Linked DNA regions of Mus musculus: region 2 is linked to region 1. Evidence: chromatin loops called from intact Hi-C (ENCODE). Cell type or tissue: gastrocnemius. All regions are shown on one strand. Each heading gives the region's core, and the rest is flanking DNA. Links, peaks and the distances in the headings are about the cores only. Region 1 has its middle 310 kb from the start of Sh3gl2. Region 2 has its middle 200 kb from the start of Sh3gl2.

The links. Peaks named below come from ENCODE experiments on the same cell type or tissue, not always from the same donor. Only the 100,000 strongest peaks of a DNase experiment are listed, where the experiment ranks them.
Region 2: it touches region 1 in a loop (6-fold over the local background); 3 of 42 quality-filtered maps call a loop at or near these places.

What each region holds. Positions count from the first base shown.
Region 1 is chr4:85,513,037-85,515,949 of GRCm38, forward strand. It overlaps a transcript of Adamtsl1 not described here. Among named protein-coding and RNA genes, the nearest start is that of Sh3gl2, 310 kb to the left of the region's middle. In gastrocnemius, for the core only: a CTCF peak has its summit at 1,555 (motif pointing left); DNase peaks (open chromatin) are centred at 450, 745, 976 and 1,390; H3K4me3 peaks cover 1,634 bases; H3K27ac peaks cover 847 bases.
Region 2 is chr4:85,403,246-85,406,158 of GRCm38, forward strand. No RefSeq gene overlaps it. Among named protein-coding and RNA genes, the nearest start is that of Sh3gl2, 200 kb to the left of the region's middle. In gastrocnemius, for the core only: a CTCF peak has its summit at 1,703; DNase peaks (open chromatin) are centred at 1,715 and 2,245.

The DNA of each region.
Region 1 (2,913 bases), core at 307-2,806:
TGCACATTATGAGAAAATAGATAAATTCTGAGAAAATTCCCCTTTAATGCCCCCACCCACCCACCCACATACACAACAAAACAAACAAATAGCAAAGCCGCAAGTCTACACACAAAGATTGAGGTTGAGACATCTAGCATTTATTTCCTTAAAGCAATTTGCCCATAGCTTCGCCTCTCATTCCCTGTTGATCTCAGTTCCTGATGGGCTATGACATTTAAGCATAGTGCCCAGTGAATAGGAAGATATCCAGGAATCTGAAGACTGAGTGAATGGTTGGTTGCTAAGGAGTATGGCAGCGTCGTCATAATTTGTTGCTGGGTTCATCCCAGCGAGTCCGCACATGGGAACTTTATAGAAGTGATTTCAGGAGGGCAGGGCTGACTCCCCTTATCATAGAGTTTACTGAAGTGGGGCCAGTTCCCCGCCTCTTCCAGCTTTGCTGCCAAAGTTGGAGAGGGGTGGAGTGGCCTGGAAGACTGTTGGGAGGGTGGGGACTTGCTTTCTTATAAAGATGCTTTGGGCAAGCTACTCCAGGGCTCCAGGCTTTCAGGGAGAAAAGAGCTGGGGCTGAGTGGCAAAAGATTGCAACAGAGCGCAAAGCTATTTTGTTTCAGAATAAGCTTGAAGTGGAATAAAAACGTGGACCAGAGAAAGGGAGATGAAAAACTACCAACCAAGCTAACCTAATTGATCCCACCTCTTGGGTCCCCTGCTGTGCGTGGCACTAGCTCCAGCTCCAGCTCCAGTTCCTCGGAACCCAACTGTTGTGGGTCCCAGGTTACTTCTTTACCAGACTCACACAGCAAAGCAAACCAGTTTCATGATAGAATCACCGTGAGTGATCTGAGGACAACTGTCCACCTACAGACATTGCATTGTCCCAGTCTGTGAGATCACACGTTTCTTAATGGTCCCCTGTCCCGGGAGACTCTGGCGCAGCCCAAAAGGCAGCTGGGGTCCCCAGAGCACCAGCCAAAAGAATGAGCTTGCTAGGGTCCGGCTCTGGGCACCGAAGGACCTTTCCCTCTCAGGATGGCCAGGGTGGCATTCCAAACTGGAGCAAAGCGAACAGCTGTGACCTTCCTTTAAAAATGAAGAAAGAGGCAGAAAGCAGCCCTGCTCGTTTTTTTATCCCCACCCCCACCCCCGGACACATCGTGCTGCCTGGACGGCGCTTGGCTGACCCTAGAGGGAGGAGCAGGAGGGTGCTGGGGCGGGGTCGCCCAGCCACCGGGCGGGGACTGCCCCACTCACGCGGAACGCCCCCAGCCAGGCGCACGCGCTCCCATTCAAAGCAGCAGGGCTGCAAGGCCGCTGCAGTGACGCGCCCACCCGGCCCTGTGCTGCGCCTGCCAGCCTGGGGTCCGCAGTTATCGCTCCACAACTCCTCCAGGACCATGGCAAGGCTGGTGACGCGTAACCGCCCCGGGTTCCTGGCTCGCCTCATCGGTGGCATCTGGTGCCTCCTCTGTGTCGCAGGACAGGTAGGACAGCCGGCGCATCTCCTATCCTCCTGGGCTCCCCACCCCACTCCCTACCCCTTCTGGTCACTTAGGGGAAGCACACTTTTTCGTGAAGCTCTGTCCCGAAGTCGAGCCTTCTCGGGAGCTTGGGACAGGTGGCGGAGAGTTGAATCTGAAGTGGGTGCTGGCATCTAGCTCCAGGTCTGCGGAGTCAAGCTCTGGGCAGAACTTACCAGGACCCTGTCCGGGCTTCTCCCCTGCGCCCAGGACTCCCTTTCATTTGAGCAAAGTCAGGGGAGAAGGCAGAGGCTGAGCCCGGGAGCTGTCATTTCGTATTGCCTGCAATCCGCACCCCTTCTGAACTCAACCCTTCGCTGAGTCTAGCTTTCTCGCTTTCCTGGGAAAGGCTTATTGGCACACTCGTCCTGGTTTCAAATTTTCCAACGCCCTGTGAACAACTGACACTGTCACCCAGCGCCCCTTTGTGTCCAGGGAGGGCTGTGATAAGATGTGAGAACTGCACAACAGGTGGGCTTCCCAGAAGCCTGCGCAGGTGGGTAGGTTGGGGGGGGGGAGTGGCCAGTGAGTTTGCCTGAGGATGAGTTCTGGCCACCCCTATTCTGAATCCCACCTAGAAGGGCCGTGAGAGTATCAAAGCCACAAGGGAGGGTCCTGTTAATGTGTGAGGCACCTTTGCCTGGCTTTTAAGAAACATGTAACTTCTAATTATCACCCACGACTTGGGCAGTTTGTTCATGATTTAGCCTATATAGATGCGATTTTTCCAGGGTTATTTTGGTAATTTTGGGAAAATGGAATTATCGCCAGATAGCCTCCTTTCCTCTGCGTTGCTTATGGAGACTTGTCCAAATTGGGGGATTTTCTTCCTCTGTTTTTGCTTAGATTTTGAAATTCGTTTGCATATCTCTGTGTTAGTAGTGGTTATTTTCTCGGCAGCGGTACCCTTTTGGAGACAGAGAGAATTGGGCATGAATGTTCCTGAGAGTCCTAGAGTAGGCTGGGACAGAGGGCCACAGGCTGCGTTGGTCAGTAATGGAACTTTTCAGACATCCACCTAGATTGGGGTGGATCATACTAGAAACAATGGTGTTAGTTACAAGCATGTTTTGTTCCTGCCAGTCTTGGTCTATGGCAGATTTTTCAGCCGTGGTAGAAAGACCTATCTATGGAAGTTCTTGTGGTCACGGACAAATCGCTCCCAGGTGACTGAACTTTGTTGCTAGAATAAAACCTGTGCCCCAAAACGCTCTGGCCTGGGGTATAAAACTTGGTATAGAACCACGACTCCCAATCAGTTCTTAAGAACATGAGGGGGGCTTAAGTATAAGTATGGGAGCCTCGACATGACACTTCCTCCAGCACCGAGTCTAACGGGCCATTGATTGAGGCTATTACCTTTTCATTTCGTCTTGGGTGCTATGAGGAT
Region 2 (2,913 bases), core at 197-2,696, 110 kb before region 1:
ATCCCCCACCTTGGGCAGAAAGGTGCAGATGCTGAGTTCCTGAGAGCAGCTCATGTGTCTAAGGAGGATGAGGTGGTGGACTGAAAATGCACTAACTCATTACGTGCTCCAAAGCTCGCTCCACTTCCTCATTCAGAGGGCTAGCACAGGTTAATCAGGGATGTTGTGAAGGGAGGCGTGTTGTGTCAATAGGTCTGGGTTAGGAAATAGTGTAGTCATTCTTTAATCAGTATTTGCCCACCTAGTATGTGCCTGACATTATTCTAGGTGCTGAGATTAACAGTTAAGCAGAGAACATCCAGTCGTTTTCATGGGAACACACACACACACACACACACACACACACACACACACATATATATATATATATATATATATATATATATATGTATGTATGTATGTATATATATATACGTATATGTATATATGTATGTATATATATATATATATATATATATATATATATATATTTCCAGGTTCTGAGATATTCGAAACAGTAGATATATAACCACATAATATCAGAGATAAAATCTTATGGAAAAAACAAAATAAGGCATGGTAAATTTTACTGTTTGGGGTATATACTATATCCCATAAAGGGTAAATCAGTCTAGACTTGCAGATTCAAAGAGATACTGACCTGGGCGAGTGCAGGCATATTCACAGGACTTGAAGAAAGCAACAGAAGCCAAAACAGGCAGTAAGGGAGGGGCTGCCAGGTCGGTCAAGCAATGGGAATTTTGCCTCAGAGTGAAGGAAGTTGAGGAACAAAGGGAGTGGCTACATCTGATTTGCTTTTCCAAAAACTAACTTGAGGGGTAGGGTAGCGGGGTCAGCCCAGGCTGACAGAAGACTATTTCTGATACCCCATGAGTGGTACCTTTGATGGAGTCACAGTGGCAGCTGGAGGTGGCACACAGGCTGTTGTTGGGAATTATAAAGGGCAAGTGAGGAGATTTTTTTTTAAAAGAATGGCTATTCTAAGGACATAAGAGAAAGAGAGTTGCTAAAGCAAGAGTTCTTTTTCTTTTTTTTTTTTATTTCCCTCCTCTTCCTTTTCTCTTCCTCATACTCTCCATCCTCCTTTCTATCTTTTGTCTTCTGAGACAATCTTATATAGTGAAGACTGGCAGGGAACTCATGGCCTAACTTAGGTGGATGCCTTGAACGTCTCACCCCCCACCCTCAACCCACTCTCCTCCATCTCTTTAGTGCTGGAGTCACAGAGGTGTGCTGCCGCAGTGGTCCAGCCTTTGTATTTGAAGATGTAGTCTCAGCAGAGGCTGAACTGCTCATCAACCTTAACACCCTTTTAGCACCCAGTGCCAACTAGCAGTGGACGACTACACAATGAGGCTCCCTCTGTCAGCCTGTGGTGGACAGCACTGTTCAGTTTGAATCATCTACAAGGCCCTACACAAACACCAGGGGTAAGGACCTGCTGGCCTCACCCCAGACTGTTTCAAATGGAATGACAATTTTCTTATCTTAGCAGAGACAAGTCGCTTTAAAAACAAAAACAAACAAAGAGCAAAAACCCAGTTTAACCTAAAAACAACAACAACAGCAACAACAAAACACTTTTTTGTTCCTCTGAAAAAGGCAACAAAACTCCAGGGTGGCGTTTGTCACTTTCAGACAAGTTATCAACACCCAGTCCCTGATCATGCCTTTGGGAATGCTGTCCCATACTTGTAATTCCTAAAGTGACCACTACGCGGCGCCCACACATCTGAATCTGAGGTGAGGTTTTCTCAGCCTCAGCCCTGACAAAAATAAAAGCTCAAGACAGCACCCAGTGGCTTCTTCCAGTCTACGGACATGAGCCTCTTTTAAGAATTATACCCAACAGCTTGGGGAGGATATTTGCAGAGGGATTCATCATGAAAAAGCCCATGTCTCTACCTTCTACCCAGTCACTTCTCAGCGTTTCCATGCTTCGGACCCCTCCTCTTTCTGATTCTTCACTTCTAAAATTTCCTCCCCATCTCAGGCCCGCCCTTCCACAGTCCTTTCCTTCCACCATTCCTCAGTGAACTTCTAAATCGTGTGTGTGTGTGTGTGTGTGTGTGTGTGTGTGTGTGTGTGTGTGTGTGTGTGGTTCATTCTCCCCTCTCATCGTTTAGAGGATAAACTGCGAACTTCAGTACCCTTGGGAACTTTGGCAGTGCTTGCTTTTGTATTGGTCCCATCTGTCCCTCAGCCCACTTCCAGCCTGCATTCTAACAGCCTTGGGTGTATGTGGGTTGCTTCAGCATGCATGCAGCTTGCCCTGCTCTGTGTCTGGAGAGTTCTTCCCTTCGCCTCTGGGCGTAGTACGCATGCTTCTAAAAGCTTGCATCCCATCCATCCATGGTACTCCCTTCCCGTGGTACCACAGTGACCTGCTAGTTCATACCTCCTGTGTCCATACATAGGACAGACACTAGAAACCAGGATGTTATTTGTTAGGGGACTATGTGTCAGTGACTCTTATAAGCTTTTTCCATTCATAATGGCATGCATAAACTATATGCAAAAATATTATTCATAAATTGTGCATAAGGGTTAATTCTTACTTCTTCTACCATATAGTTTTGGCAGTGCCAGCACCCAGGTGCTGCCACAGGGAACCTTGCAATGTTCTGTGAGAGTCCCTGTAAGAATTCTGAGAAGATACAATTGATAAGGTTTTGACAAATGCTCCTCTTTTAAAACCATGGGCTGTTCTGCAACTTCCCCCATATTAGTAAATCACCCATTTCCTATCAAGGGCCTATCTGACTTCCTGGCATTAACTGTCGGTTTAACATGTTTTGGATAGCAAACAGAAACATAATTAAATTACAAGTGTGCTATAAAGTTTTACTTACATATGTGCTAAAATAGCTCAGCTATTGTCTTCCCTTTCTCCTCTCTCTTGTGCAATTTAAA